Linked DNA regions of Homo sapiens: region 2 is linked to region 1. A link is a loop called in an ENCODE intact Hi-C map of the cell type or tissue named here. Cell type or tissue: Caco-2. All regions are shown on one strand. Links, peaks and the distances in the headings refer to the core of each region. The heading gives the core; the rest is flanking DNA.

What was found. Hi-C counts contacts between places; a loop is a spot of excess contacts. Peaks named below come from ENCODE experiments on the same cell type or tissue, not always from the same donor. Only the 100,000 strongest peaks of a DNase experiment are listed, where the experiment ranks them.
Region 2: a loop joins it to region 1, with 5 times the contacts of the local background. A loop is called at or near these places in 2 of 110 quality-filtered maps.

Annotation. Positions count from the first base shown.
Region 1 is chr7:96,169,979-96,180,765 of GRCh38, forward strand. SLC25A13 (solute carrier family 25 member 13) reads right to left here. Exons shown (of 18, transcript NM_014251.3): 12 at 1,494-1,546; 13 at 67-147. Among named protein-coding and RNA genes, the nearest start is that of MIR591, 44 kb to the right of the region's middle. In Caco-2, for the core only: no CTCF peak of the experiment used is centred there; a DNase peak (open chromatin) is centred at 5,103.
Region 2 is chr7:96,298,004-96,308,790 of GRCh38, forward strand. The region is part of intron 1 of SLC25A13 (solute carrier family 25 member 13); the gene reads right to left. Among named protein-coding and RNA genes, the nearest start is that of SLC25A13, 19 kb to the right of the region's middle. In Caco-2, for the core only: no CTCF peak of the experiment used is centred there; a DNase peak (open chromatin) is centred at 5,308.

The DNA.
Region 1 (10,787 bases), core at 2,862-7,861:
GACCATGGTAGTGATATATATGTGAAACAAGTCTTTTCAATGAAGAGAGCTTCAAAAGGTACTTACGCAGCCTCCAGCAAGAATTTCTGCTGCAAGTGGGACCGAACCATCTTTGTGCATAAATTTATCCCTCACAAAATCGTTCACCTTGAAGAAAAATATTTATAGAAGCTGATGAAAAATATAAAGAAAGTCATTAAACACTTATAAATATGCATCTGTCAATATATGCTATTTTTTTCTATCAGTCTATTGGAGTAATCATAAATTGCACAATTTAACAGATCTTAAAATAGTTTGAGAAGTACTCTTAATAGTATAATAGTTTTAAAAAATGAAAAATATATATGCATCACTGATGTTTCAGGAGAAAAGTTAAAAGATAAATGAAAGCCAAAAATATGTTCTGCAATTAGAATAGCTTAAGAAGGGAGACACACTGACAATAGTGACAAAATAAAAACATACATCTTACAACTTAAAACTGTTTTATAAGGCTTGATTAAAAATCACTTTCAAGTCTTCTAACAAGAATTAATCTAAAACAGTACTCATCATGGAGATAAATTTGGCTGAGCAGACTTTTTCAGCTTAGAAGAAATTCAATATCTAAAAATTCCTCAAGGATTCTCAAAGAACATAAATTACATTAATTAATTAATATAATATTCTCAAAATGGTATGTAGTACAAGAAATTTTAAGAAACAGTCATATCTTTTTGGCAGACATAGGCCAGAGAAGATTAGCTATCTCAAGGTCACATAACAAAATGGTAAAAGAAGAATTTCAGGCTCCAAAGCTACGCAGCCCAACCTAAAGCTAGAGTTTTACTTTCTGGGGCTTTGTGGCCTTAGTGATGCAAATATTTGTATATTCCACAAACGCTTAAACTGAATATCAACCATCTGTCAAATGTGAGCCAAGCACTGGGCAAATAATCTGATAAAGGATCAACTTCAACTAGAACCCAGATCCCTGCACATTTGGCTTTATAGAACACACCCTAACCATGAATCCTATAAAAACAGCAGGTGTAATAGAAAGACATGCTCTGGAGTCAGACAAGTGTGATTTTAAATTCTAGTTCTCCCACTCATGATTTGTGTGAACACAGGTATGCTACTTAAGCCCGATAGGCCTCAGTTTCCTTATCCGTAAACTGTGGATCATGCTTTGCTTGAGATTAAACCAGTAAAACGTAATATACGTCATGTGCCTAATATGGTAGATACTGAAGGGAATTTAGCTGCTACTGCTGTGATGACAACAATGATGGCAGCAACCACCAAAAGTCCTCAAGTTTATTATCACATTTTTGGATGTCCACTGCTAAATGGAGAATAATGAAAAAATGTGTGTGGTGAGTTCCCCTGCTTTCAAATTAGCTAGCACCTCTGAGAAAACAAACCTGCTGTTTCCTATAAGAATACCTGCTAGATTCTTGAGTATGTACAAAATCCCTTAATAAGAAGCACCAACTCAAAAGACTTACTGTAAGTTTTATGGCCTTCTCTGGGGCAACTCCCAATAACTGTGGCAACAGACCTAAAAATCAACAAAAAGTAGAAGTATATTAAATAAATTAGCATTAACTAAACAAATCAACAGTTCTACAGAGGGGATTACCACTTAAAAACTGCTTAATCTCTGCTGCAATTTTCTGCTATTACCCTTAATGAGAATATTTGAAATGGAATGTTTAAGTACTAACTTCTAACAGCCGCATCAGTCCCAAGTACATTCCATCTCACATTCTGGATCGTTTGCACATTGGGTAAATCAACAGTATTAGTGATATAGGAAATCTCATTATTCCCCCAAAGTCTGCTCCTTCCCTTCTGCCTTCTAAATCAGTGGACCACTTGATTTTCTAAAACAAGGACCAATTTTGGGGAAGGCAGTTAGAACATTTAGTGGAGCTACGTATCTGAACTAAAAAATGTCATCATTTTCATTTGTTCTTCTTAAAGAAAAAAAAATTAAATCACAGTTGTTTTTTCTTGGAAACACACACCAAGCTAACCCTGAAGGTAGGAGCATGTTGCACCCTGTGTCATACTGAGAGAGGTTCATGGTAATATTCTTCATTGGAAGTACAATTTTCTAATTTATCTATGTAAGAAAGTCCACTCACAGCCTCTTCTGAGGGACCAGCCCTGCCCACACTCTCTTCCTAAAGGAGCAGCCTGAGAGGTCACTAGCTTGAATGCCATATGTATCCAACCTATAAGTGTGTTTTATTGAGTAACAAAAAGTTTCAAACATAATCTGACCTCCTTGTAAGAAAGATCAATGAGGCCAGGCACGGTGGCTTATGCCTGTAATCCCAACACTTTGGGAGGCTGAGGAGGGTGGATCATCTGAGGTCAGGAGTTCGAGACCAGCCTGACCAACAAGGTGAAACCCTGTCTCTACTAAAAATACAAAAATTAGCTGGGTGTGGTGGCAGGCACCTGTAGTCCCAGCTAGTTGGGAGGCCAAGACAGGAGAATTGCTTGAACCCAGGAGGTGGAGGTTGCAGTGAGCCGAGATTGCACCACTGCACTCCAGCCCGGCAATGGAGCGAGACTCTGCCTCAAAAAAAAAAAAAGATCAATGAACACACTGACCTAACAGTCAGTTCATGGGCTCAGTTCTGACCGAACTCTGACTGACCCCGGGCCTCTTTCTGACATCCCAGCCATCTGCTCTATTGCATGAGGCTCCATCCTTCAGACAGAAACCATGCAAGGTGGTGCCCACCCTGCTTTGAGGCCCGTACCTCAATGAGGACAAGCGCCAGTTTGTATTTTTTTTTTTGACGGAGTCTCACTCTGTCGCCCAGGCTACAGTGCAGTGGCGCGATCTCGGCTCACTGCCAGCTCCGCCTCTTGGGTTCATGCCATTCTCCTGCCTCAGCCTCCCGAGTAGCTGGGACTATAGGCGCCTGCCACCACGCCCGGCTAATTTTTTGTATTTTTAGTAGAGATGGGGTTTCACCATGTTAGCCAGCATGGTCTCCATCTCCTGACCTCATGATCCGCCTGCCTTGGCCTTCCAAAGTGTCGGGATTACAGGCGTGAGCCACAGCGCCCGGCCTCCAGTTTCTATTTTTATTGCTTTACTGATATCGTCACAATTGATAAAATTTTTTCTTTGCTCATAGCCTTATAAAGGGGGAAAACTAAAAAGATGAATACAGCTTCATGTTTTCATGGAAAAATGGGAGGAAGTCCTTCATTGTGGAATTAAACAAGGATAAGGATGGTGATGTTAATGAAAATTTTCTTTAAAAGTGCATCACGTTTATTACGTGCCAGGTACCATTTTACAAAATGTATTAACTCATTTAGTCTTCATAACCACTCTACAGAGAGGAAACCAAGGCATAGAGAGATAAAGTAATTTCTTCCAAGTTACCTAGCTGTTAAGTGGTGAGACTGGGATACAAGCTTTAGCCATCTTACTCAAAAAATCTGTATCTTTATATACAACTCAACTCTGTGTTAATGTGCAAATGTGTACCTGCATCTCACACACCCAGCTGCATTTGTTCACTTATATAACCTGCCTAGATCCTATCAGCATTTGAGTTTGCAACGCTTCTTTTTGTTTTTTCTCATTTTTTATTTTTAACAAAGAGATAAGCCCTCACTATGTTGCCCAGACCAGTCTCAGATTCCTGGCCTCAAGCAATCCTCCTGCCTAGGCTTTCCAAAATGTTGGGATTGCAGGTGTGAGCCATCTCACCTGTCCTGAGTTTGCAGCCCTTCACTAAGCAACTATAACATCTAAGCCTGCTTCATCCCCAGGGCCACAGCTGACTGGACAATGTAAAACACCTAAAAGACACGCAAATCAAGAGTTCAGCAACCTGAGCCTGCTACCAAAAATAGAGCTGGCCAATTAGGATGCCTTCTCCAGGAGGATGACTGACAGTCTTTAGAGAAGAGGGGACAAGTTAGCACAGAAGCAACAAGATGAAAAGATGTCATGGGTGGAGCAAGGAAAGCAGCCAATTGGAAGTCACGTGTGTGCTAATATCACAAGGAAGCAGAAACCATGAATAAGCAGAGGAAGTGCATTGGTGGACAGATGAGAATGTGGAGCAAAAGGAATAGAGATTAAAAAGAGAATGCACATAGCCCATGAAAGGCACACAGGTGGGAGCGCCTGTCCCCATCACCTTTGGGTCCCACTGAGGCCAGCCTCCAGTGCAGCTCCTGCTCTTGGATCTGAGATTTCTACCTTCTTTCTCTCTTGTGTGAATGTTTATCAAAAGCCCCCCTAAGCTCTTGCTAGCTTGAGTGGGGCTGTGCTCTTTAGAATTTAAATGAGCTGAGGCAGCATATGAGAAAAAACGGGAATATGCAACCATTTGGGCAAAGCAAGCATTCTTATCCAAAGCAAGCATTCTCTCCTAAACTATACTCATGACACTCACTCACTGATCTTTCAGTAAGATATCTATAATAGGAGAAGGCTTGGTTATTACCTAATAAAAGTACAACATTAATTTCTACTAGTAATATGTGGGCATACGCCTGTTTAAACTACCTCTTCACAATTGAAATTTTCATCTTTCTCCCTGTATTCACATCAAGTAACAAAATGCTTAGTTAAACATTTACTTGCTAGATGTATTTTTCTCATCATTAAATTGTAGACCAAAATTGTGGATGGGTTGAAAGCACTGTGATTTAAATGATGAACTCTTGTCTCCATAACTATCCTGTGACAGTCTTTTTAAATGACTAATAAAAAAACAGGCCACAGAGCCTAATGACTACTGTGTTAGATACAATCACTTCAGCCAGCCTTTCAAACTACTGAAATTTATCCTTCTCACCATAAATTTAGTAATGCATTGTGAACGGCAAAAAACAGAAGGGAAAACCCCGTATTTAAGACTACAAAGAAGGCAACAAGTAGCTATTTGTTCAGCAAACATTTACCAAATGCCTTCTCTGTCTGCCTGGTACTGAGAGGAACTGGGATGAACACAGTGAGACTGGTGCCTCCCCGCTAAGAAGCTCAGAGTTTAGAGGGAAAGGGAACGCTAGTTGTCTCCACCTGCCAGATGGGGGACAAACCACCTAACAACAGCAGGTGCTGCATACCAGACCCCAGGGGCATCACAGGACTATGAGAACCCAGTGGAGAGAACCAGTTCTTCTGCCTGCAGGAGGGGAAAAAACATCAAAGAAGAGGAGATATTTGCCCTGGGACTTCAAGGGTGAGCAGAGGTTCCCCGGAAAGATGAGACAATGAGCAGAATGGAGGGCAAGGTGACCCAGGCAGAGGAAACAGTTGGTGTGCAAAGGCACCAACATCTTAAGGCTATGGCATGGAGTCAGGGCACTGGAGGCTGTGCTTGGATCACAGAAGACCAGATAATAAATAACAATATTATTAATAGTAGTGATAATGACAACAGCCAATATTTGGGGAGCACTCGCTATATCCACATACTACAGTACTGTGTGTTTTATGTGAATGAACACATTTAATCCACACAATACCTTACTTAAACAGTGGCTTTTGTTTTATCCACAGCAACTGAAGAAGAAACTGAGGCCGACTTTAAGGGAGCTGCCCATGGTGGCTCAGCTGTTTGATGGGGGAACGGGGTTCCACCCAGGCTGTCCGACTCCAGCCTGTGCTCTTACCTGGTACGCTGCACAACTTCTCTCCCAGGCCCACTAAGGAGCATGCACCAAATTCTGTAGATGCATGGGGTGGCTTTTAGGGTAAAAAGTAAAGTTCAAAAAGTAAAAAGTTCTAGAGGCAGGTGAAGGATAGTTTGCAAGAGCAGAGACCTGAGGAAGCTAGAGAAACTAGGAGTTTAAGGTAATATATTAGAGGCCCCGAGCTTCCTTATATTAAATGATTAACTTCAACTTAGAATAAAACCAAAGCACAAATCCATTCCTAAGACCTAGGCCAGATGCTGCCACTCACGGAAGTTGTTGATAAGAACCATTCTTGTAGTGACTACCTTGTCTGGTTAAACAGGAAAATGAAGGTGACTGGATTATAATCTGAGGCCCACTACAGATGTGGGCCTTGAAAACATGAGTCTTGGGTAAATGGTCTTTGTAAGAAGGTCATGATCTGTGAAACAATGAAAAGTCAAAGAGGTGGGAATTCCAAACTCCCTCCTTGTACCTTGACCTCAGAGGGAGGAGAGGTAGCACAGCCCAGTAATGCCTAAAGCAGAGAGTCTAGGTGAGGCACTTCATCACAACCACAATTAAGTCTAAAGTGCATATATATCTGACATCTGGGTAATTCAGCAGAAAAATCAGGTTTCTAATATAAGATGTTTCTGTTGGGTCCTGGAAATTCACTTTAACCATTTGAAACAGAGAATGGATGTGTGTGTTGTTTCTAACTTGTCAAAACAGCAGTCCATTTTCCAACTGCCTCAAAAGAAATTTATTAGTGTGGTTAGTTTTCCAATCTTCTCCTTTTAGTTCAGCTCCATCAGCACATATGGCAATGCTTCCTTGGCAACTCGACTCTACCAGAAGGCTGCTAATGCGAGAAAAGATTTACAGGGTACAGTATTAATGTAGTATTTTGTCTTCACATTTCATGGGTTGGAGATATAAATCACACTATCCCCTCTGAATTCAGTCCCTTGCGCAAACCAAGGAGCTGAAGGTGTGGGGACCAAGCCCAGATCAGGGGTCTCCAACTCAAGCTTCACAGGACATCCCCAAAAGAGGTTCCTGGGCCCACTGTGTTCAACTAGAGGGCTAGCATGCTATTCTTAAGAACCTGTTAGAAATATAACTGGAATTTCAGGGTTGGAAGGGATTATGAAAGAAACTCAATATTGCTGGCCTAATTTAAACTAATTTTAGGCTATTTCCAACGGGCTGGCAGCAAAATGAACAATCTAGGGCATGGGCTTTGGAGGTGGACAGACCTGGGCTAGAATGCTAGGTCTGTGCATCTTTCACACTGAGTGATCTTGGGTAGTAATTCTTTGAATTCTAGGTTCCCTCTTGGCAAAACAAGGGTGCTACTTACTATCTATTGGTTTATTTTGATAATTATATGAATAAGTGTACAAAGAACCAGACACTATTTACCTCATATGTTATGTATTCCAAAAGACATAATGCTTCTTTCTACCTATCTTTTCAATACATAGCCTTGATTTCTTTTGTTTGCAAGAGGCAATTCAGCCTGAATCATGTTCACAGTCCACCATTAGCTAAGGAGTATCATGCTGTGCCCATGACATTATGCCTATCTTAGAACAGCTGTCCCCAAGCAGTGAGAGCACATGTGGTCTGGAAGTGTCCAGGGGCCCTGTATACTTTGGGCAAGGTAAAGTAGTGGCACAGACAAAACAACACATTTCAACTATGTTATTAAGCTGAAATAAAATATTATAGTTAAAAACTTAAATGATCCTTAACCTCTGCTGACAAGCAACTTTTCACAATGTAATTTCTACCAGGTGACAAAAGAGCCAAGTGATTAGGAACACGAGGTCTGGAGCCAGGCTGCTGAGCTTCAATTCTGACTTTGCTATTTGTTAGCTGTGTAATTGTGGACAAGTTACCTAATCTCTTTGTATCTTAGTTTCCACATCTGTAGAATGGGAATAATCATGATGCCATTTTCACGGGGTAGTCGTGAAGATGAAATGAGTTAACACTCACAAAATCCTCAGACCAGTACCAAGTACAGACAGTAAAGACTACAGAAATGGATTTTTGTTGTTGTTGTTGATCTTCATCATCACTATCACTTATTCTTCCTCCTCCTCCTTCATGGAAACTGGAATCCAGACAGGCTAAGCAGCTTGTTTCAAGTCACTAACTTCTGAGCGACTATGTAGTAGCACTCAAAGTTGAATTCAGGCCTGCCAGTACTCTCAAATCAGGGCTCTGTGCTCCTTAATTCTCTGCGGTACCAGTTTTCTCTAACAGACTTACTGCTCCAAGTTCCTCCTCTGCCCTGGAAAGGCATTTCTTCCCAACTAGACTGTTCTGAAACTTTTCTCTAGGCCTCAGCTCAGGCTGGGTCAGCACCCTGCCCTGCCTGACCCTTGTACACAACAAAGGGATGGTGCCCATGTAGCAGGCATCCACATCATGCTTCCCCCGTCTCTACAGATGGTGAATATTAGACTCCTTAAAACCTCGAAGGCACTGAATGTCAGAGCCAAGCTGTAGGTTATAACCTGGTGAACCAGTGAGAGCAGGAATATACTGGGAAGAAGGCGCAGGGTCAGGAGTGGGTTGAAGCCACGCTGAGCGGCTACTGTAACCCAGAGTGGCCAGGGTGCCAAAGGACCACGCTGGGCAACGCTAGCAGGACCACAGAGGTGGAGGGGCTACTACCAAGGAAGAAACTTGGTAACTAAGGCAGTAGTTACCAGTTCTATCTCAGCATAGAACTGAGACAGGGGCCAGCCCAAACCAGAGAAAGACAGCTGAGAGCATCTAATAGAGGGCAGAAGGTATTCAGGGCAGAGACGAGCAGTAAACTTTGGAAGGAAAAATTAATCCAGAAGACACCCCTATTCCTGTAGCTGAAGCCACAGCCAGCACACTGTTGTGTTATCTAGTTTCCACCTGGTAGCAACCCCTCCGATGTCAAATTCTTACCCTTCTGACCTCACTATTGAAACCAGAACACTTGTCCCTATCTTCCCCGAGAAACCCCTTTGCTTTCAACATCAGATTAACCTTCATTCTGCAGCTATCAGCACTTTGTGTGCCCTGCCTTAGAGCTTTTTATTCCTGCTCCTGTTGCCATGCCCTTCTCTCTTCACTTGCTCAAGCATTCTTTCCTCCCTCCTCCTCCTCCCATTTGTCTGTCTGCTTTTGACTCAGATTGCCCCTAGGCATGAGGCATTTCCACCTTCCCAACTACACTATCGCCTTTCAAAGCCTTCATTACAACCCAGTTCTGACAGGCTCTTTGGGCTGCTACCCCAAGGTGGCTGTACAGTGGAGCTGGGGAAATAGCCAGGGACAAATGCAGAAATGAAGATTTAAATGCCAGTTTATCTAGGTTAAATTATTTACACTCAAAATTTCAAGCACTGTCTGTTATCTTAGCTATGGCTCAGGATGCCTTTGGGAGACAAAGTGTTAAAACATAAAATAAGTGATTATGATTATGGTCTGGAAAAAAATCAGTTCCTCAACTCCTCTATTCTGGGGCTTTCTAGAAGTAAAGAGAATTGGGGAAAACGATCAGATACTCCTGCAGTTTTTCACCATAGTACATGAGAACGTTCAGGATCCTGGTTATCTTTTCTTCTATCTAAACTATTTCCCTCCTACTGAGGTTTAATCTATCTCCCTTGTTTTAGTCTCAGCAACAGTAGCTGGTTATAAATTATCATTTTTGAGGTGTGGAACTAATTCATTCATTAACCTCTTCTCTAGGATACCTACACGTCTATCTTTTTGTCATATTTTTCCAATTTTCTAAGGTCATCAGTTGTTACTGTAGCACTCTCAAGTCTCTAACAATTCTCTCACCCACCTTAGATCCAGTGTGTGTCGCCTCAGTCTCAGATTACAATGCCCTGTGCTCACTAAAGTTAGCTCACTGTAGATTTCTGGAGATTGGCTAACCCAACAAATGATCTGTTGAAATCTTCTGCTCATTCTTATGTGGCTTCCTATAACCAAATACATGTCTTCTGATATTTTTATAGCTTAATGCTCTAAATGAAAACGTGCAGAAATTGGCCAAGAAAATAAAGACTCAAACCTATCCATTTTGCAATCATTAAAAGTTTTGGTGGACATGGATGGACATGAGTGCAGTTCACAGATTAACTATGGTTTGTTTCAAGATGCATGTGTTCTTAAGTAATGCAAAACAGTCATGGAAATTTCAATCATTTTATTTTGGTGCCAGAATTTTAAAGTTTATTTTATCCCCATGAATTATGCAAGAATGAAGAATCTCACTGTGATTCTAAAGAATCTGGATACTCCCTTTTATAGTACCATCAATGATAAGGGACCTGGCTTAAACTAGCTGCCTGCCAAAACTTCCCTCTGCAATATAAAAGTATCAATAACTCCCTGAGATATCACCACAACATCCTCTAGATGTCACCTTGAGAACATTCCAGGATGGAAGATGACTGCTTTGCACTACACAGACAACTTGAAATAGAAATATTTACAACTCTGCAAGCTTGGATCAATGGGCTGATTAAAAAATGTGGTTTTTTTTTTGCCAATTTCCTCAAAGGTTAAGCACTGCTTAAATTAAGTTTAATTCATAAAATGATCTAATTACTCTTTCTGGGAGATTTTCTTTAGGGCTTCTCCCATCAATAGAAACAAAAATTTTCGTCTAAGAAGTATTTCTGATAGACCCTGATTTCTATCTCTTTTTTTTTCTAAATTGAGACAGAGTTTCACTCTTGTCTCCCAGGCAGGAATGCAGCGGCACAATCTCAGATCACTGCATCCTCCTGGGTTCAAGCGATTCTCCTGCCTCAGCCTGTAGCTGCGATTACAGGCCCGCCATTATGCCCAGCCAATTTTTGTATTTTTAGTAGAGACAGAGTTTGGCCATGTTGGCCAGGCTGGTCTTGAACTCCTGACCTCAGGTGATCCACCCGCCTCGGTCTCCCAAAGTGCTGGGATTACAGGCATAAGCCACCGTACCCGGCCATATTTCTCTTAATACATCTTTTTCCCCAAGATTCTCCCAAAACATTTTCCAGTGTCTAAGGCTGCTCATCTCATCACCTGAAAGATCTGAGAGAGAAGACTGCAACAAAGTTTAAAAGCAGAAATTATTTATTCCT
Region 2 (10,787 bases), core at 2,689-7,688, 130 kb after region 1:
CCAAACAGTGGGTTTATTCAATGTCCCAACACCCAATCCTCCTAGCAAAAAACATCATGAGACTGGGTTCCCACCAAGCACAGAGCCACCCCATGATGAAGCCAAGGAGAGGTTCCTGGAACCACCCAACACTGGACCCATGTTGCTATCCACAGGGAAACTTATGCAAATTGTCCTAAATCCCTTCTGTGAGCTAGTGAAGGCTGTTCTGAGATCTTTGGACAATGAGTTCTCTGTCTCTAAATATGGAACTGCCTGAGCTCCTAGGCTCTCCACTGTCAGGAATAATTTTATTAACTAATCACTAGAATGGGAGTAGTCTTTCTGAAACCAGATGGTTGGTCACCTTGTTTCCCAAAGCAAGACTGATAACTCTTCATTTCAGCTGAGTGCTTGTAACCACCAAGGCTATTCATAAGAATTTGTAATACTTTTTTTTTTTTCTTTGAGATGGAGTTTCACTCTTGTTGCCCAGGCTGGAGTGCAATGATGCAGTCTTAGCTCACTGCAACCTCAGCCTCCCAGGTTCAAACGATTCTCCTGCCTCAGCCTCCCAAGTAGTTGGGATTATAGGCATGCACCACCATGCCCGGCTAATTTTTTATTTTTAGTACAGATGGGGTTTTACCATGTTGGCCAGGCTGGTCTCCAACTCGTGACCTTAGGTGATCTGCCCGCCTCAGACTCCCAAAACGCTGGGATTACAGGCATGAGCCACTGTGCCCAGCCATGAATTTTTAATCTTTTTAAAAATCCTGAATTAGTAAGTGTTCTCTGCTGTTCAATAGAGGAGAAGAAAATGTACTGCTAGTTAACCTAAGATGAATGACTCTGCTGCCCTAAAAGCTTCAGAGAGGACTCCCTCCTCTCAGGTCTCTATTCTGAGAAAGGTAGGGTAGGACGAACACAAGAGAAGATGGGACAGCATAAAATGCCCCCATCCTCCACTTTAAGAGCAGAAAAATCTCCTCCTTGATGGTAAGAGTCCCACATCTCATGGAAGTACATAACACTTTTTTCAAAAGCATATGGTACCCTAAGTTCTTAACTGTTTTCCTCTTAAAAGCAAAATAAATTTTCCACAAAATGAAGTATTCTTCGTAATTCTAAAATAGAATTAATTCTTTATGCCATGAACTTTGTAAGGTCTTGCCTGGGCAATGCTATTTCAGAGTGAACCTCCCCTGCCCTCAATTTTCATAGCACATTTCTGCTTAAGGATCCTGAAATGTATATTCAGTGCTCCCCATCAGAACTACACCTCAAAGGGGGAAAAAAAGTGTTCACTTTGTAACCTTCTCAGGGTCTAGGGCAGAGAACACAAATCAAAACAAAGACAGAGAATGACCCAACACTTATAAGGCATGTTGCCTAACATTTACAGTTTTCTAAGCAAGACTATTATCTCGTTGGATTCTCACTGCAAATCAGTCAGATAAGATGGATATTACTGCCCTAATTTTACAGAAGAGGAAACCAAAGCTCAGAAAGCATCAATTATTTCCCCCAAAAAGTCAGATTAAGTGCCAATCTGTGCTGACATTTCTAAATGTTTTCTGAGCTGAGATCAGATCCCAAATATTCCATCTCTTACCGTAGTGGCCTTCCTACAGACCCACATTACAGGCAGCTTCAAAGTGTTGATAACTTGCATTAGCTGGCAATATAATACAGTCATGCATCACTTAACAACAGGATAACATTCTGAAAAATGCATTGTTAAGTGATTTCATCATTGTGTGAACATCATATAGTGTACTTATACAAACCTAGATGGTGTAGCCTACTACATACCTAGGCAAATGAGATAGCCTATTGCTCCTAGGCTACAAATCTATACAGCATGTTCCTATACTGATTACTGTAGGCAACTGTAAAACAAGTATCTAAACATAGAAAAGGTGTGGTAAAAATATGGTTTTAAAAGATAAAAAGTGGAACACCTGTACAGGGCAGCTCCACTATAATTTATGGAGCCACCATCATATATGCAGTCCTTCATTGATGAAAACATCCTTATGTGGTACATAACTGCAATATAGTACAAGCCTAAAAATCAAAACTCTCCCAATTTCTCCTAACAGTGTGTAGTGTCTGTCCAATGCTGTGATTAAGGACATGATCTTACAGGAATGGTGGCTCATACCTATAATCCCAGCACTTTGGGAGGCCAAGGTGGGAGGATCACTTGAGCCCTGGAGTTTGAGATTAGCCTGGGCAACATAGTGACACCCCATCTTCATTAAAAAAAAAGAACATGGCCTTAGTGTCAGATCATCCTCAAATAGGGAGCAGGACCAACCTCATAAACTCACTGGCCATGTGACTTGGAGGCCCTGACCTCTCAGCCTCACTTTCCTCATTTATAAAATGGGGAGTCCTAGACAGCTAGAAAAGTAATATGAGATAATTACACAAAGTGCTTAGCACCAAAAGGGCCACACAGTTAAAGTGCTCAATAAATGGTATCTATTACTATTTGTATTATTTATCCAAAGATGTTTATGTTCTACCATGTTTACTCCTTAAGAAATCTAAATGATGGGTAAACTGGCTCATAATTTAGAAGGGATAAATTAGCAAAAGAGAAGAGAAACTCATGGGTCTTCAAACACACTCACCAAACCACTAAATAAACATTGTGGCCATCCTAACTGATAATTGTCTCAGCTACCCTACCCCCAACCCAGAGTTCCAGGTACAGCAAATGGTTAATGATCACCACAAGATTTCTCTGAGGCCCACTAAAATTTGGCTCAGGTCCTGGTACATTCTATTTAAGGATAGATAAGTATGGTTCAACAGGGGATGGATTCAGAAAAATTACTACCAGCCTCCTGGGCCTCATCTCTATAGTAATTCCATCTATTATTCACCAGTCAAATGCTGTGTGGCTGTTCGGAATTTCCATTTATACTGCTACCTCCCATTCCTATCTTCTTGTTTTAAGTGTCATTTGCTATGAATGAAGAACACTTACACAACTTAATTGAAGACAATGCAAAGTTACCATGAGATGTACCAGTTTTTTAAAGGTGTATTTCAATGAATTCTACCTGGTGGCAAAACCAATACCCAGGAAGTTCTATGAGCTGGAAAAAGGAAGCCACAGAAATGTAGCCACCCTTTTAAAGTCAATTCAGAACAGCTGTCCAGCATGCATACTTTGCATCACATAAGCTTGGGATTATTAGACTTAGTTCATTCTTGGGCTTTAGAAGCCTGGAATTATTAGACTTCGTTCATTCTTGGGGTTTAGAAGAGTCATCAAACTTTAGATTGTTTCCAGAAGGCTTACTTTCACTGTTACATTTTTTTCTCATATATTAATAGCATGCAAATATTTACAGCTACTATTGTTATAACTGCCTGATTTTCTTTATGATTCTTCTTCTGAATTTGCATTTGTAAGAATGGATTCCAACATTAAAACAAAAATTTTATATCAAGAATTTTAAATCAAGTAACTGGTTTTCAAACATACAGAGTAATTCACTAAGAAGAAAGGGGTCCTTTACAGATTACTATGAAATATTATTTGCTAACAAGATAAAGAATTTTGTTGAAATTTGATAACATTTTACTCTGATTCCAAATTTAAGGGAAAAAGAGAGGGTTTTGGTGTTTTGTTTTTTTTTTTTTTAGTTGGGGGTCTCATTGTGTCACTCAGGCTGGAGTGCAGTGGTGCGATCATGGCTTACTGCAGCCTCACACTCCTGGGCTCAAGCAATCCTCCCACCTCAGCCTCCTGAGTAGCTGAGGCTAAATGCATGTGTCACCAGGCCCCACTAATTTTTTAATTTTTTTGTAGAGACAGTCTCACTATGTTGCTCAAGCTAGTCTCAAACTCCTGGCCTCAAGTGATCCTTCCATCTTGGCCTCCCAAAGTGCTGGGTTTACAAGCATGAGCCACCATGCCTGGCCCAGAAAGTGGCAATGTTGGAACAGAAAAACTCTATGCATAGTTTCTTCCATAAACTGGGAAAAGTCTATCATTATTTAAATTTAGTATGGAAATTTCAGGTCGATTCAATGAGTCTATGCTCCACAGGAGCAAAATTTGAGAATCACTGAATATGTAAAACTTTTTGACAAGATAAACACTGGTTATAATTGTGTAAGTCATCAATAGCGTTTGCAAAACACATACTAGGTAGGTACATCCTAGAAATAAAAAGAAAAACAATAACACAATTTCAAGAACTGGTGTTTTTAAAAAGGCAGGGGGTAGGGGAGAACATGGCAAGAAGAATACAAAAGTCATCTTTCAGGACAAATGAATTCACTCTCCTAATATGAGTTAGAGCAGCCATAGGTAGGGGGTCACCAGAAAATTCCTACCTGTAGGAATATTTTTTAAACAGACTTTCTTACAAGGGAATCAAGCCACAGTTGCAGGCTCATTACTTTAACAAATCACAGTGGTATAGAATGGTGTATTCAAAATAGTTGTCAGATCTAAGAGAGGATGGTGGGGAAGAATATAAGAAAACCTACACGAAAATAAGAAATGCTAATTTGAAAAATAAAATGCAAAGAAAAGCAAAGCTCTCCTCTTTCACTGGGAGGCTGTAGAGATGTGAGACCACCATCTCTGTGAGGGCACCTTACTCCTCAGATCAACCCCAACTCTGGCAAAGATCAGGAAACAAAGTAGATTCTCTGGAAGTGCTGAATATAGAATAAAGTCTTTCAGGTCAGTAAAAATCTGACATTTACAATGAAAATAGGCAACTCTCTTCAGACCAATGGTTCTCAAAGTGTGGAGACCATCAGCATCACCTGGGAACTTTTAAAAATACAAATTATCACACCCATCCCAGACCCAAAGAATCAGAAACTGGGTGAGGCCCAGCAATCCCCTATGATTTAACAAGCCCTCCAGGTGACCCTGATGCAGTTAAAGTTTAAGAACCACAGCTTTAGATAATGTCCAATTTTAATGTACGGATTATAAGATGTAGGTTCTCAGTCCTCGCTGCATATTCAAGTCCCCTGAGGTGCTTTTAGGTTTTACAAAACCCAAACCATACCAAAGGTCAATCAAATGAAAATTTCTAGAATGGATATCTTTAGAGCTCCCTCAAGAAATTACCATGTGTGGGTGGACTGAGAACAACTGCGTTAGGACCCGAGGCCCAACCTCAGCTGCTACGTCACCAACTGTACAGCACAGCCCTTCCTCAGCAATACTTCCCCAGTCACCCTCCCAAACCTGAAACATCTGAAAGCCAAGACAAGCACAGACTTACACTGAAAATTCTACTATCATAAAGTAAATATTTGCCTTAGATAAGAACTACAAACTCAAAGAGGTAGCTCATCAAAAGCAAGCTTCTGGGTGTGTGTGTGGGTGGGTGGGTGTAAATAAGCATGCAGTGACAAGCAGGAAACGGAGAGAGAAGGAGAAACAGTCCTGCATAGTCTTTTGAACCTGAGGAAATAGTGCAGTAGATGGCCCTGAATCCCAAAGAAAAGTATTCTTGGGTGTAACCTAACCACTTAGAAGCAGGGGCCCACCCTCCTTCTTTATCTTCCTATACTAAAGACACTAGAAGGCTGAAACTACAATTCCCAGACTCCCTTGCTGCTATGCGGCCTATGTGCCATCAATTAGATGAAATTGAGTGAGATTTGGCAAATGTTTGGGAGTTGGGGGGCACCTTCTGCTGTTTCTGCCAAGCACGCACCATTGCTGGAAGTGTCTAGTTTTCCTGTGGCAACCTCCTGCCCTCCCATGTCAGTGGCCACATGGTCCTGAAACACTCTCCACTTGGCAGGCAGCATTGTGACTGCACAGGAGGTCACTGCTGTCTTGGTGGCCTGCTCTGCTTGAGACTCTAGACGTCATTCTTTAGAGCTCAACCTCAAGTCTGTTTCTTTACCTTCCCAACAAATTGTGTAAGCCATTTAATATCCTGTAATAAATCTCTCTCTGCTTAAACCAGCTAGAGTAGATTCTGTTCTCTGCGAGTGAGCCCTGACTGATACAATCAGTAATTGCAAAAGAAAGTTTGGAATTCCCTAAAACCACAGTTACCATTAACTTGAGAAGAAGAAAAAGGTATCTCAAACTTAAGAAAATAATTTTTTATTGAAACCACTGAGTCACTCATCCTTCATCCTACAGTTTCCCTACGACCTAATAAATGAAGAGCAGTCATTATGGGAAAAGTTACTGAAATATAAATTAGTACAAAGACAAGATGCCCTGTTAAGCATTCTTCAAACCACAACATTTCTATGTAATCAGCTGGCAAAACTTCATTTCACTCAACAGTTGACTTATAAAGTATCAGACACCACAAATGTTAACCCACTGGGTAATTACATCAGCGAGTCATTTCAGAGGCACTAGAGATGTTTATCAGAAGGATTCAGTAGGTTGTGATGTATGTTAGATTTCACTCTGCTCTGTTGTAGAACATAAACTAGAAAGCCATCATCATTAAAATTCTGATATTAAGAGGCAGAGTATAACAGTTAAGAATGAATGGTGGTGTTTTAGCTGGGTTCTGTTATGCCAAAAGAGCCTGAAACATACTAGTTCTGGATTTTACTATTATTGTTATTAAGCTGACCTCTACCTGCTAGATGGGAGTAGCAACCCCTTCCCCAACAAGCTGCAACAACCAAGAAACTGTCTCCAGAGGTTGCTAAAAGAAATCCTCTTGGGGGCCAAACTACCCCACCCCCCAGCTAACAACCACTCCTTAGATGGTGATGCTCTACTTGCTCATCCATGCAACACAATCACCTATGGGAAAGCTGCAGTGTACTAGGCCCAGCGCCAGGCACCGAGGAGAAAACACCCAATAAATCAGAAACCCTGCCCCAAGCAGGGAAAGCTGACTTATCGACAAGTGGTTGGTACAAAATGTATGATGATACATGCTATCATAAGGCAGAGTGGCAGGAGAATTAATACACTAATTCTGCTAAAGTTGAGGGTCACAGAGGCAGTCTTTGGAGCCGGATCACTTATTATTAATTATAACGATAACAATGACCAGCTAACTTTTACTGGGTCCTTAACTCTATGCCAGGCATTATGCTAATGGCTTTTTATCTTATTTCATTTATATACTGTATCATTAAAACTCTTTAAGGGGAAGAGTGAGTAATATCCCCACTTTTCAAATAAAGAAGCTGAGGTACTAAAGAGTCTTAAATGAATACCAGTAGATCACACAGCCAGAAATGACCCCTGAGCTCAGGTTATTTAGACACTAATTATAATACCTGAAGGATATTCCCAGAGTTTAGCAAGCAAAAAGGGGGACTTTAAAGCTACCTTTAAGAATGGAGACACTGGACAACATTGTAATTGTAACCAATTTAAAATAAATTCTTTTTAATTTGGCATTATGATTCATAAATGCCCATGGCTCAGTAGAAGGCAGAAATGCCTAGTGCAGAATATTATTCTCCAGTATTTTATGCTGAATTCAGTCTCAATTTTTGTAAGCATCAAGGTTACAGTATAATTAGGAACCAGCTGCAATTGTAATTACCACGCCCAATATAATTTGTTACATATTAGCAAGTGTCAAATTACTACTGCTCCTTAAATGAATAAAAACTGATTGTGCTATTCTGAAGACTGGGGCTATGTTCCTGATGGGGAACAAAGGAATATAAAAAGTATATGACGTATTTATAAAGTGCTGAAAAGCTCTACTTAGGAGATCACAAGTTGCTGAAGCCCAGATAATGCCATAAAAAGTTAAACACTTCTGAGAGAGAAAAGCTAATTTAATAAATACAGAGGAAGAGGAAGCCAAAAATGAAAGGACAATAAAGAAGTTGCTTCCATTAAATATGCCTTACCTGTCCAAATTCCTGCTATCAACCTCATCTAACTGAAGCACGTCAAGAACCAGAAGGAAGCAAAAAGGAAAAGGAAAGGGGCTCTCTGCACAGCTGGAGGCTCATCTCAAAGACGACACACCATCTCACTTGAGTGAGCCCTCCTGGGCCCTATTCCACAGCCCACAGCTTTTGACATGACTCTAATGCTTTGCAAACATTAGCTTACTGACACTCTCAACAGCCCTGAGGAGTAGACACCGTTATGTCCATTTTACAGATGAGGAAACTGAGGCACAGAGAGGTTGAGTAACTTCCCCAAGTCACACAGTTAGCAAGTGGCAGAGCCCTAATTTGATTGCAAATCTATGATTTCAGCCATTATGTGACACTGTCCTTCAGAGGAAAAGAAAGCACAGTATTGAGCAGGCAAGAGAATCCAGAGATCAAAAGAAAATTAGGACACAAGAGTCTGATTTCTGAGCATCCCCCAGTCTGACCTTCAGGGCAAGGGCAGGGAGCTTCCCATTTCAGATACACCTGTGGTTATGACAGCCCAGTGCTTCTGGCCCTCCTTGCTGTTCCCGGTTCTCCTCCCTTCTCCCAACCTTCTTACTGGTGTAAGAATAGAGAGCCTTGGGCCTGTGTGGCCAGACTTCTGACCTCTTGGGCAACTGCAGGATGGAGACTGCTTGCCTTTTGAGCCTCAGCTCTCTTCCTCTTGTTCTCCTACGATGGGAGTACAGCAGCCAAACGGTAGAGAGCCTTGGGCCTATGTGGCCAGACTTCTGACCTCTTGGGCAACTGCAGGATGGAGACTGATTGCCTTTTGAGCCTCAGCTCTCTTCCTCTTCTTCTCCTAGGATGGGAGTACAGCAGCCAAACGGTGAGCTTAGTCCCATCCACTTCCATCTTCTCTTTTGTGCCCTTCATCCCTCTGCATTTTGTTCTTTTTGCCCTCTGATACCTCCTAGTGCCCTATCATCTCTACCCCCAGGGACTCAGGAGATCATGCAGCAGAAGCAGAAAAAGGCAAACGAGAAGAAGGAGGAACCCAAGTAGCTTTGTGGCTTCACTCCAATCTCTCTTGCCCTTCACTTGTGTGCCTGGAGCCAGTCCCACCACACTCGCATTTCCTCCTGTAGTGACCACAGGTCCCAGCACCGATGGCTTCCCTTTGCCATGAGTCTGCGGTGGGTCCCTTTTGTACTTCCTTCCCCTCAGGTAGCCTCTCTCCCTATGGGCCACTCCTGGGGTGAGGGGGTTAGCCCTTCCCAGTGTTTTTTATTCCTGTGGGGCTTAAAAGTATAAAGGTAGCTTTGTAATTTAAAAAAAAAAATAAAGAAAATTAAGACACATCAGTTGTAATGCATGAACCTTATATACATCACAATTCAACAACTATTTAAAAAATTTTAAGACAATACGGGAAATGTGTACAATGTGTACAGAACACCTATTTGAAGATATTGAAGAATTATTATAATTTTTTAAAGTATAATAATGATATTGTGATTGTGCTTTGAAGAAATCTTGTTTAGAGATACATAAAATATTTACAGATAGGATGGCTGAGTTTGCTTTGAAAAACATATGGGGATGAATTAGCCAGGCATGGTGGCATGTGCCTGTAGTCCCAACTACTCAGGAGGCTGAGGTGGGAGGACTGTTGGTTGAGACCGCAGTGAGCCATAATCGCGCCACTGCACGCCAGCCTGGGTGACAGAGCAACATCCTGTCTCCAAAAACAAAAATTTAATTAAAAAAAAAAAAGTAGGGATGGAAGGAGGAAAGAGGGCATGGCATAAATGAAACAATATTGAGGACATAAATTGATGATTACTACTGGCTAGATAGGGAGATGAGGGTTAATTATACTATTCCAGTTTTGCACTTTTTGGGAAATTTCCATAATGAGAAGTTTAAAAAATGATGCTGTTCTTTCAAGGACTAAGTCAAATGCCTCTTCCTCCAGGATTCTCCAACCAGATTCCCCTCATAGAATGTTTCCTATTTCATGAGCTTTGCAATGGAACATTTAAATCTGACTCCACTGCGGCCGGGCGCAGTGGCTCACGCCTGTAATCCCAGCACTTTGGGAGGCTGAGGTGGGTGGATCACCTGAGGTCAGGAGTTCAAGACCAGCCTGACCACCACGGAGAAACTCAGTCTCTACTAAAAATACAAAAATTTAGCCGGGCACGGTGGCACATGCCTGTAATCCCGGCTATTCGGGAGGCTGAGGTAGGAGAATCACTTGAACCAGGGTTCAAGAGGTTGCAGTGAGCCAAGATCGTGCCACTGCACTCTAGCCTGGGCAACAAGAGCGAAACTCCATCTCCAAAAAAAAAAAAAAAAAAAATCTGACTCCACTGTTAACCAGCAGCATGACCTCTTGTTTTCTCATCTGCTAAAAGTAAGAGAATAGAGAATAACAATTGAATGAAAACAGCACAACTTGAGACAATCTAGCAGCGCCTTGCTTCCCAGTTACTCTTCATATTCAGAGCAGCCTAGCTGATTGAGGCAGCAGCAGATACCTGACCCCTGTGGGGAGGTGATCTTGGCTTTCTGAACTAATCAGATTTCCTCTGAAGGCTGAACCAGCAGATTCAGGCTGAATTAGCAGCAGGTCTCTCTAGCTGATGATGTGGCACTAGTGAAGGGTCACGAACTCCTGGGGTTGAGCAACAAAAATTAAACTGGCTCCCTACCTTTCATCTTATACCAAAAGAACTACAGCTGGATCAGAGTTAATCTTTAAAAGGAGAGAGAGAGAATTTCAAAAAGTACTAGAAAAACGCACAGGTGGTTTCTTATGTAATGTTAAGTAGGGAAGCTGATTTCAAACATGACAAACTCAGAAGCCATATAATCCAGAAGCCATAAAGAAAAAAATGATAAATATTTGACATAACAATTTAAAAAGTGAATATAAATCAGTTAAACAACAACTGAGAAGAAAAACAACAACAAAA